Regions from separate parts of the Mus musculus genome. Here region 2 is linked to region 1. Evidence: chromatin contacts called from ENCODE Hi-C or POLR2A ChIA-PET data. All regions are on one chromosome and are shown on one strand. Each heading gives the region's core, a stretch centred on a gene start or an enhancer-like site at or near the end of the contact. The rest is flanking DNA. Distances are from core to core; before and after follow the strand shown. Region 1 holds the start of Nabp1 (nucleic acid binding protein 1). Region 2 holds the start of Gls (glutaminase).

The links. Hi-C counts contacts between places; a loop is a spot of excess contacts on that map. ChIA-PET counts read pairs that join two places held with the same protein, here RNA polymerase II (POLR2A).
Region 2: a map of heart shows a loop between it and region 1 (4-fold over the local background). The contact joins the promoter of Gls here to the promoter of Nabp1 in region 1. A Hi-C loop is called at or near these places in 1 of 37 maps with a recorded cell type or tissue (heart). POLR2A ChIA-PET finds 5 or more read pairs at or near these places in 2 of 5 experiments (both embryonic stem cell).

Annotation. Positions count from the first base shown.
Region 1 is chr1:51,476,251-51,481,849 of GRCm38, reverse strand. Nabp1 (nucleic acid binding protein 1) reads left to right here and starts at 3,451. Exons shown (of 6, transcript NM_028696.3): 1 at 3,451-4,025; 2 at 4,234-4,372. The coding sequence starts at 3,935.
Region 2 is chr1:52,229,781-52,235,308 of GRCm38, reverse strand. It overlaps Gls (glutaminase), which reads left to right and starts at 2,077. Exons shown (of 18, transcript NM_001081081.2): 1 at 2,077-2,717. The coding sequence starts at 2,317.

The DNA of each region.
Region 1 (5,599 bases), core at 2,202-4,701:
ACTGTGACCTTGTGGAAGCTCCAACTGTGACCTTGTGGAAGCTCCAACTGTGACCTTGTGGAAGCTCCGACCTATCCAGGCTCTTTAGACATACGACTTGGAGCATTGTCTACAACATCCTTTAAGTATGAAAATCATGATATATATACTTGAACCAATAATATGTTATTTGTTTCCATATAGTTCTGTTGGGCAATATACTTTTGCTTTTTTCCATAAATAGCAAATTCAGGAAACTATTGAGAGGTAAGATATACTGAAAACATAGAACATAGAACATAAAAGCCAAAACTGTTTCAGAACATAGACGCCAAAGCTGCCTACCTCATTATTACAGAGTAATATGCTTTGAATTAATCTACTTAACAATGAGTTTCTTTCCAAGAGGAACTAAAATTTCATTATCCTCTAGAATATTTCACTGACCTCCAGCCCCAAGCAGGCATTGGGGATTATTCTGAATTACAAATCCTTCAAAAAAGTCAATTACAAATTTAGATAACTAGTGATTTACACATTTTATATTCTTTTAAAGAAAAAGTTTTATAAGCATAAGGGTTTAAAGCTCAGATTTTTTGGGGGGGGGGGTGTCACGAAACATGTATCATTGAGAGAGCTACTGAATCTAATTGTGAGGAGTGTTCAGAGCCAGATATGTAGTAGATGCTTAATGCATGCCAGCATATACTCTAGGGAATGGTTACATGAGTATAGCAAGTTTTTATCTTTTTATTTTTAATTTTTATGAGTACTGGTATTTTGTCAGCATGTATGTTTATGTACCACAAATATGTATTGCCTGCCTGTGTATGCTGGGAATCAAACCCAGGGCCTGCTCGGGGAGAGCAGCCAATGTTTTTAACCATGAACCATCTCTCCAGCCTCAGCAAAAGTCTAATATATATATTTATTTATTTTTTTCTGTGAGATGGTTCCCTTTTGTAGCCTTGGCTGGGCTGGAACTCACTGTGTAGACCATTTAGCAATTGATCTGCCTTTGCCTCTAGTGCTGCCTTAAGAGCTTGGACCATCACACCCATAGTTGATTTTATCCTTAATCAACTATAATCTTTGAGAAGTGACTTAGGAGTTGCTGAAACCTATGCTCTCCATTGAACTGTGTGTTCTTGTTGCAGTTTCTCAAGGCTGCCTGTGGGTTTGTGAGAAAGTGGTGCCATTTTTATTGTGGGAGCTCTGTGCTAGGGGAGGAAGTGAGAGGATCAGCTGAGTCTGTCTTGGGTGGAGGGAGGGCCAGGAAGGGCAGGGACAGAGGGACAGCCCTGTGCAGTAGCTTCTGCTTTTTAGAGTGCCTGCTTCTCTCTTCTCTTCTCTTCTCTTCTCTCTCTCTCTCTCTCTCTCTCTCTCTCTCTCCTCCCTCTCTTGGCATGCAAGTGTGTTCTATTGAACATAGTTTTTTTTTTTTCATACCATATATTCTGATTATATCCCAACTCCTCCCAGATCCTCCCTTCCCATCTAAATTCACTTTCTCAGTTAGAAAATAAACAGGAATCTAAAAAATTATAATAAAACAAACAAAACATAAGGAAAAAAAAGCACAAGAATCAGATGGACACTGTGACACTCTTTCAAACACACAGAAATAGTACAAAACCAGAAACCATAATATACAATCAGTAAGGACCAGTCAAAACAGTCCCAACGAGACGTTAGGAGACAAAGAACCTCCCAAAATGTCACTGAGTTGTTTTTGTAGCCCAGGTGAAACTGTTAGAACTAATATTCATTTGTGAGCCGTTAATCAGTTGGAGATGTCTTCTGGTTTGGGGATAGGGTGCATGAGTCTGTCTACCTCTCCTCTCAGTGTTGGTCAGCCCCGAGAACCCACCTAGGGCACACCCCTACAGGGCCTGGTCTCTTAGTGTTTGGGACCTCTTTAAGGAATGTGTATATAAATAATTCTGAGCATCCCTCTTAGTCCTTTTTATGAGGGCAAATGGTTGAGAATTCAGGGAGTGGCTAGGTCCCCCACCCCACCCCACCCCACCCAGATCCCTGGCCACAACTTTGCTCTATTATATTGTTTGTTTTTCAAGGCAAGGTTTCTGTGTAGCTCAGGCTGACCTTGAACTCACAGATTGCCTGAGATTCCTGAATGGTGGGATTAAAGGTGTGCTTCACCTCTAGGCTGCTCAATGTTCTTAACATGGCTTGTTATTTATTCTTAAACTTTTCTCTATGCTGTTTCTCGGTATTATCCTTAAAAAGAAAAAGAAGTGTGTTTTTGATATATACATTTTCTATTTTCCACAGTATTTGCTTATATGATTCTCTAACATGCTAGAATATACTCTGCTGTTCCCATTTCTTCAATCTGTTTTGGAGGGTTACAATCATACTACTTAAACATAAAATACTTCTGGTTGAAGCCTCCTAGGGTCAAGATTGCCTAAATTGAAATCCAGTTTGGTTATTCTCTAGTGAGTTTTATTACTTGTAAACGGGGGTTAAAATTATCACTCACCATGAGATTAAATAACAGGTAATTATTTTCAATAGAAAATTGATGAAAAGAAATACTGATCACAGATCTATTTGCGACTGTACTTGGGCAATTTATTTATGACCCCATTTTATCCTCTATGAGGCAAGGATCCTAGTTTTATTGTTCAGATTGTTAAATTCTGGCTAGGAAGCTTAACCAACTAATTTCAAGGTCACACAATTAGCCTCCAGCTTGTTTGGTGGCAAAGCACAACCCTCCCTTTCAGGTTTTGTTTTAAGGTTCCCCTTCACCAGTGTATGGTTAACTCATCTTAGTTATATAAAAGCCAAGTGCAATTTAAAGAAAAGGGTTAAGGAAAAAATGAAATATCTGTGGAACTTAACTATGTATGGCTATTATCAGCATGAAAAGAGGTTTATTTACAAGTTACTTTTAAAAAGACCACCTCGTGTTTCTGGATCCCAATTTAAACACCTCTAAAGTACGAAGGTTGATCGCCAAGTTGCCTGCGACTGGGAACCACTCTCTTGGAAGCCTCGGACACCTTTAGTTCGCCCTTTTTTCTCTCTCCTTGATCCTGCTCGATCACTCTCTCCGTTCCTTCTCAACTGCATACTTGCTCTAACCACGGGGTTCGGAACATCTGAGTTCCACGTGATCGCGGGACTGAAGGGCAAAGGTGGCCTTACTGAAGGATCCTGAGGAATTAGAAGAAGCCAGGTCTCCCTCGGAGCACCAAAAGACCCAGCCCTACAGAAACCCGGAAGACGTGGAGCGACCAGCGGGAGGAGGGTGTGGCCGAGAGACCATTGGTCGGCCGGGAGGCGGTGCTTGTGCTGACAGTAGGGGAGGATCCAGGGAAGCTGCGAGCTCAGTGGCGCTGTGTTCCGCCCCAGAGGCGTGCTAGTGGGCGTGGTGACGTCGCGTGACGCCACAAGGGGCGGGGCGCGGCTTAATAAAGCCGGCCTGAGGGAGCGTTCGCCAGTTGCTGCTTGGGACGCGGGCTGCGCGGTTGGTGAACAGCCTTGCCGTTTTGCTGTCACGTACCTTCCCTGAGCCTGGGACGGAGGGGGCGCGCGCGTGTGCGTGTGTTGTGTGAGGGACAGCGGGACTCGGGCAGGGCCGTCTCCTGATCCCTTTTCCCTTAGCGGAGGCGGCAGTGCGCACGCTGGTTTGCTCGCCGCCCACTTGGGAGCGGGCTCAGGGTGCGGAGTGCGTCTTCGGTTTTGTTTTTTGGTTTTTTGTTTTTTTTGAACTTGTGAGAGTCTTTTTCCCCTCCCTTTTCCATTTTTATTTTCTTTTGGCTCCGTGCCTCTAGGGCTGGTTTACCCGGCCCCTGAATTACCGCTTCCTGACCCCGGTCGCCAATCTTGCCCCAGGTTGCTCCCCGGCTCTGCCCCTGCCCCTCCCCGAGGGTGGGAAGCCTTGCCTAGTGGGTCTCTGAAGCGTAGCCGCACCTGCCTCAGTATGCACGGGGTCAACGACCCTCCACTTTTTATAAAAGACATTAAGGCCGGACTGAAAAACTTAAATGTCGTCTTTATTGTCCTGGAGATAGGTAAGTGAGGTCCGCAGCCCGCCCCACACCCTCGAGAGCTCGGACCTCTTCCCCGCCCGCGACCCCACGTGCTCCTGGCCCAGAATCCTACCCGGGGACAGAAGTCAGTCACGTAGCGAGCCAGAGGAGGGTGAAAGAGCTCCCTCGAATGAACTCCTTATCTAACACACCTTTCCTTCTCCCCTTTTTGATTTTTAAATCTTCACAGGACGAGTGACCAAAACCAAAGACGGCCATGAAGTGAGATCCTGCAAAGTAGCTGATAGAACGGGAAGCATCACTATTTCTGTGTGGGATGAGATCGGAGGGCTCATACAGACAGGGGATATTATTCGGTTGACCAGAGGGTAGGTGTGCATAAATTGGGGTAGGTGTGGGTTTGGCCGACTTCGGGGTTCTGAAGTTGTTTGGCTCTTCCATGGGCCACTTCAAGAAGGGAGCTGTTTTAGTGGACCTCACTGGGAGCAGCTCACCTTCACAGCTAATTTGTTTTAGGTAGGGATTTAACTCCCCTCCAATTTTAAAGGTTAATTTTATTTTTGAGAATACCGTGTGGAAGTCAGTGAGCATTTATCAGTGAGGCTGATAAAAGATCACATTACCCTTTCCACCCTTTCTTGGAGACTGGGTTTTTCTGTGTAGCCCTGGTTGTCCTGGAACAATTCTATAGACTAGTCTGTCCTCGAACTCACAGAGATATACCTGGAAATCAGTTCTGTGTGCCACACCAGTTGGACACATTTCCTTTTTAATCAGTTCGTGTATGAAGTATAATGTCTTCCACCCCTTTCCTTTTTTGGTACCTTTTTTTGTACTCAATACTCATCGTTGTGATATGGACATGAATGAATATCTGGAATACTCATTCTTGAAAATGATTTCATCTGTAAGATCAGAGTTTCACAAAACCCAAAATAATACACAGTGGCAGAAGTTAATCTTTGATTCATTCAGAGTATTTAGTTGGTTATGGAGTTGGAATACTTTTTTTCATAGACTTGAAAATCTTACCAAATGTTGGCCTTAAGAAAAGTTCAGGAAAGAATCTTAAAAGTAGAATATGGAAGCTTCTGTGATTGGGAGAATTGTAATAATTTTATTGGTAGCCATCAGAAAAATAGTTGACAATTGCTGCTGAGCTAAGAGAATGGTAGAAGTATTGAGTCTTTGGGCAGGAGTTCTTTGATCCTATCTCACAGGCCTTACAACATTTTCAGGAAGTGAGGTAAGGTATCATCAAAGCAGGAAGTGAGAGTCAGAATTTAGGCATCTTATTCTCAGACATTGAGTCATTGTGACACTAAATTACATCTTTTTAACGTCCATGTCTTTTCCCCCCCAAAAATCACTTCTTTTGGAGGTTATGGGGAGAACTACAATACTAATACTAATCATAATATATGTTTTAATGAAGTTACCCACCTTGGTAGTTGTACAAAGAAACATTGAAAAAGCCAGACTTTGGTCTGATTCTGCTAATCTAGATTTAATGATGTCATTCACATTTAAAATTGCTCACACTAAACAATTGGTTTCATTCTGTTGATATTAAAAGTTGCAAAATTTGGGGAAAC
Region 2 (5,528 bases), core at 828-3,327, 750 kb before region 1:
CAGGTGATATGGTTAATTTTAATATAATGCAAACACAGTTTCCAAAGTTGTATGAATAAATATTGTTGAAGATAAAAATATCTAAGATTAGAAGAATCAAAGTTTCCTGCCATATTTCTATTCAGTTTGTAATAGTTTTGATTTGTTGTAGCTTTCTTGTTAGTTGTTTTATTATTACCTCAGATGTCCAACCTTGGTAAACTCAGGTCTTCCAAATGTTAGAAGTAACATTTGCCCTTTCTTATCAGTTCATTCTGAAAAGTAGAAACTCTAAAAATAGTCTACCAATGCATGTCTTTTCTTTACTTTTATCTTTTTCTTTTTCTATTCTTGTCTGTTTGCATGCATGCACATATGTGCAGCTCACTTTCCTCTGTGTGGAGGTCAGAGGTTCTAAAATTCACCAATTCAGCTAGCGTGACTAGCTCTGAGTCCTAGGGACTTGTCTCCACTCCAGGCATGGTTTGTAGGTAAGTGCCTGAGGTCGGACCTGCAGATCCTCATGCTTGAGCAGGGAGCCCTTCTACCCACTGAGTCATATCCTAAGTTCCTAATTGTTAAATATACTAGAAAGTGTTTAAACCTTTAATCATCAGAAGTCATTTCATTGAGCAATGGAAGAAACTAGGAAGAACTGGCATGAAAACGTTGACTGGATTGGTGAGTAGTCTGGATGGGGTTGAGAAAAAAGAGAAAAGAGGCAGTAAAAACAGATAACTAGTTTGTAAGAAACTGAACAACACTAAGGTTTGAAAGCAACCCATAAGTTAGAAAGACAAAGTTAGATATTATTAAGGGTAACATTTGCTATCTCTCCCCTAGAATGTATTGTTTTTCCTAAATATATAACTTTGATTCACTAATATTAATATTTTTGACAAACTAACCTTAAGCAATAATAAAAGCCACCCAAGTAATATAAAATTCTGGCTTTTTTTCCCCCCACAAGGTCATTTCCTTCACACTTTTTATTTTTATCTAAAGAGCAGGTTGAAAACAAAACAAAAACTTGAGCATGACAAGCCTGTAGGCACAGTCAGATTCTTTGGTTACTAATCTCGTTCAACATGTACAGATTGATTGGATTACTAAATCTGGTGAATTACATATCCTGCTAACTTTGGTGAATCTATGCATTTAAGCCTATCTGTTTCAGGAAATGGTTTAAAAAGCGGTTTTAGTCCTGAGTGGTATATGTGTGCAGACTCAGGAAACATATGATGCACACACATCTAAAAGGATACATGGATGAGGTGATGCTGTGCTGAAACAGTTTTGAGACATGGTATTCAGATGCTTCTATTTTAAAATGGCTTTTAAAATAGAAAAAGGATCTGCAGTATTTTGCTTTCAAGTCAACTGGTACTAATGAAATAATCGCCGTTCAAAAGATTTGGAGAAATCTTGTAGAAGATAGAAGAGATCCACCCTTACTCTGGCTTTTTCTCTATTCTTCGTTGTTCCTACGCTCAAACGTTCTAAATGTCTTAAGTTGCATAGCTGAAAGGATTTTGCTCATTTTTTCCAAAACATTTCGCTTCTGGGCAGTAGCCAACCATGGAAAGTTTTAAGCACATTTGGGAGAGGGATGAAGCTAGTCAGGGCGGCCTTGGCAGAACCGATGCCTTCAGAGGGGCGGACACATTCCCCTAACCGAGGGGGCGAGCAGTAGGTTTGGACCAGACGATCTGCCACCGCCAGCCTCCCTCCAGCCTTGGGCGGCCTGAACAGGCGCACTCCAGCTTCCTCAATAGCTGGAGGACGTGCTTCCCTGGAGCGCACCTGCCTGGTGAATGGCCAGACTCCGGAGCTACGGGTCCTCGCCCAGCTTGGCCTCAGGTGGCCCGAGGCAAGGGGGAAGAGCGGTCGGCGGGGCTGACACACGTCAGTCGTCCTTCTCCCCGCCCTCCAGGACCCAGCGGGACTGCGTACGGGCGCGGAGACAAATTTGACCGATTCTCTAGCCAATCAGAAGAGAGGTCGGCAGGCTGAGCCAATGGAAGAGCTTGCAGGGGGCAGGCCGTCAGCGTCCTCCCGCCCCCGGTTGGTGAGCCTGGTATGTCTCCAGCCCTCCCTTGAGCGTCAGTCTCAGTGCGGAGCTCGCGGCGGCCAGAGCAACTTCGGCTGGCTGCAGGCTGGGCGGCGGCGGCGGCGAGGGCGGCGGCGTTGGCGGCGGGAGCGGCGGAGCTGGGGCCACACCCCGTCCCGGACTTTTTCTCTTTCCAGTCCTCTCCCCGCCGTGCGGGACACGGTTCCGGGAGCAGAGCGGCCGCCCACGCCCCAAGCATCCTCATCTGACGAGCGGGCGCCGGCGGTATGATGCGGCTGCGAGGCTCGGCGATGCTACGGGAGCTGCTCTTAAGGCCGCCCGCCGCCGTCGGAGCCGTCCTGCGGCGCGCGCAGCCCCTCGGCACGCTGTGCCGGCGCCCCCGGGGCGGGAGCCGGCCGACCGCTGGCCTGGTGGCCGCTGCGCGACTCCACCCGTGGTGGGGCGGGGGCGGCCGCGCGAAGGGCCCCGGCGCGGGCGGCCTGTCCAGTTCGCCCTCGGAGATCCTACAGGAGCTGGGGAAGGGGGGTACGCCGCCACAGCAGCAGCAGCAGCAGCAGCAGCAGCCAGGGGCGTCGCCACCCGCAGCCCCGGGCCCCAAGGACAGCCCGGGGGAGACCGACGCGTTCGGCAACAGCGAGGGCAAGGAGATGGTGGCCGCGGGCGACAAGTGAGTTGCGTGGGTGAGGCTGAGGGGAGGGGTCGGGCCCTGGGCGGTGGGCGGTGGCGGTGCGGCTTAGCAACGGAGGTTCGCGGAAGAGAAAGAAAGCGATGCCAGGCGGCCTGCGACGGCTGTGCCATGTGATTAGGCCCGGCCCCGCCCGCGCCCCTCGCCTGCTCCCACTTCCCCTCCGTGGCCGGCGCGAGTCGCCCCGGGGTGACGGGTGAGCGCCGGGAGGGTCTTGCCTGCTGAAGCCCCTGCCGGGCAGAGGCTGCTGTCCGGCCGCGCCGCGTGCTCAGCGCCCCGGCTCTGCGAGGGTGATGCCACGCGAACCTCCATCTCTCCCGAGTGACATTGAGGAGTCGGGCGTAGAGCGGAGCTTCTACCTTCCCGATTCACCTTTTTGCCAGGCCGCAGTTCCCCCATTCTGTAAGCCTCCACCACCATCCCACTGGATGCCAGATGTGGCCTTGGGTTCTTAATCCTCCTGAGGTGGATCGTTTTGGCGTGCGTAGAGCCATCTGGGCCACCGGAAATAATGCTTCAGAAATGAGATTAGGCGGAATAGGGACATGTGGCCTAGAGGACGAGGAACGCAGCATGGACCACCTGTTCCTATCGGGACCAGTGATGGCTTGTCTGATGTCTTCTGTGCGGTGGACAGATTTTTAAAGGATAAAATTGTTTTAAAAGCACAAAAATAAGGTGACATAAAATACACAAAATCTAAGTAGTTTTAGGGACTTGATTGTGATAGGATGTTGACTCATTGTGTATATAGGGTGGGAATTTAGCCTAAGAGCAAAATTGAGTTTTCTTTGCTGAATGCTTTTGTGTAATATAGTTTCCCCAACTAGGTAAACACTGACTTTTAGGCTTTTTCTGTATCCTATTTTTCTGACTTTATACTGATATGGTGTATCCTGTTTTGCATTTTACTTCTCTTCCAGCTCTGCACAGTAGCTTAAGTCAAACTGAAAGTGTGAATTTTATGACTTCAATCTCAGGCCTGCTTAATGTTTCCTGTAATTGATGTGGGTACCTTCCTAAAACATTCCTGGTTATTTTCCCAGAGTGAAAATGTTATTTAAAACAAAATGAAACAACAACAAAAACCCTTAATAAGGAAAAAGGCACTTAATGATGGTATTCTGTGATAGTAGCTTTGTACCACAAACTACCTTGATGATCATGGGCACATTATTACATGTGTTGGATTAGATGACTCAAATCCCATTTAGTGTTTTTGTTTTGTTTTGCTTTTCAAGACAGGGTTTCTCTGTGAAGCCCTGGCTGCCCTGAAACTCACTCTGTAGACCAAGCTGGCCTCGAACTCAGGGATATGCCTGCCTCTGCCTCCCAAGTGCTGGGATTAATAAAGGCATGTGCAACCTCCTCCAGGCTTTGTTTTGTTTTCAAAACCTACACTTTGGTTACATTTGCACCTCTAATGTTTTAGAAAGTAGAAGATGTATTGTTTGTTTAGTCAAATACCTTACCTTCACCTTACCATCATTTGGTTTACACACATGCACAAACACATGTTTACTCTTAACAGTTAATATCCAGGTTGCAGGATGGGAGGGTACTTTCTATTAAAGTACCCTGGTTCGGGGGTGGGAGGGATTTTTGTTTTTGTTTTCCAAATTACTCTAGTGTCATTTTTAAAAAGAAAAAAAATCAGATAGGAAAATGAAGTTTTGTTTACCTAGAAGTTTCTGGTTTCATCGCCCTATTGGTATTAATAAATCATCTCAAAGCAATAATTTAGGAGTGCTATCTTGGCTAATGCTCCATCCTGTTCCCTCTCATCTTGCCCTGGGGAAGAACCCAGTTTAGGGAGGGAATTCCTCAAGAGTTGCTCAGATTCCTGGAGAGTGTTAGGTGCTAATAAGATAACTTTATTTACCTTAGTTAAGGGACTAGATGTGTGTGTATGTGTGTGCACACCAAAATTTAGATAACAACTAAACAGGTTCAGAAACAATTCAGAAAGGATGATAAGATAGTCCTGAGAGCTTTTAATCAAGGATTTGGTTCAAGCCACAACTGCCATGAATGTATGTAAAATGAAGATAGGAAGAAAGTATTATAACTTTGTTAAAGTTTCTGTTTGATGTGTTTTCCAGAAGTAAAGTTTCCCTCTTTTGAACGCTTTCATTTTCTGTGCATTTCTCTCACCAAGGCAAGGGGGTCAGCTCCTCTTAGATCCAGTTATCCCTTTCTAAATGGTCAGCCTCTAGAGCATGGACCTTCCTTAGTCAGCAGCACATAGGGCTGCCAGACTTCATAGTGTTACTAAGAAATGGCCATGTGAAAATTAAGAGTTGCTGCTTTATACAGTGGGCATGTGTTGAAAACTATATAGCTTTATTCACTAAATAACAATTTGTTCTTTTACTCTAAAAACCTGTTCTGGGTGTTGATATTTGAATTTCAGACTGTGTCAATTTTTATTTTTAGTTCCCAAAGAAAGTTTGTCTTGAAATAAACATGTCTTACATGACACTATGTGATTTGAACAGTTTACATTTTTAATTTTTAAACTTTGCTAGGAAGTAAGGTCAGAGCAAACTTAAGCTTAACCACAGCACTCTTATTAGTTCGTATTGTTTCTCTTTTCTTAGTTTTGACCTTATATTTTTATTAACCTTATTTTAAATTGTAGATGCTGAAATATGATCAAGTTGTCTACTTAATCTTTTTTCCAAAAACCTGTAAAAGTCGGAGGCAGTATCACCTTACTTATATTATAAGATCTATAATAGATCTATTATATTGTGTACAGATCTTCAGTCTGATAAGGTTGTTATATGAGTA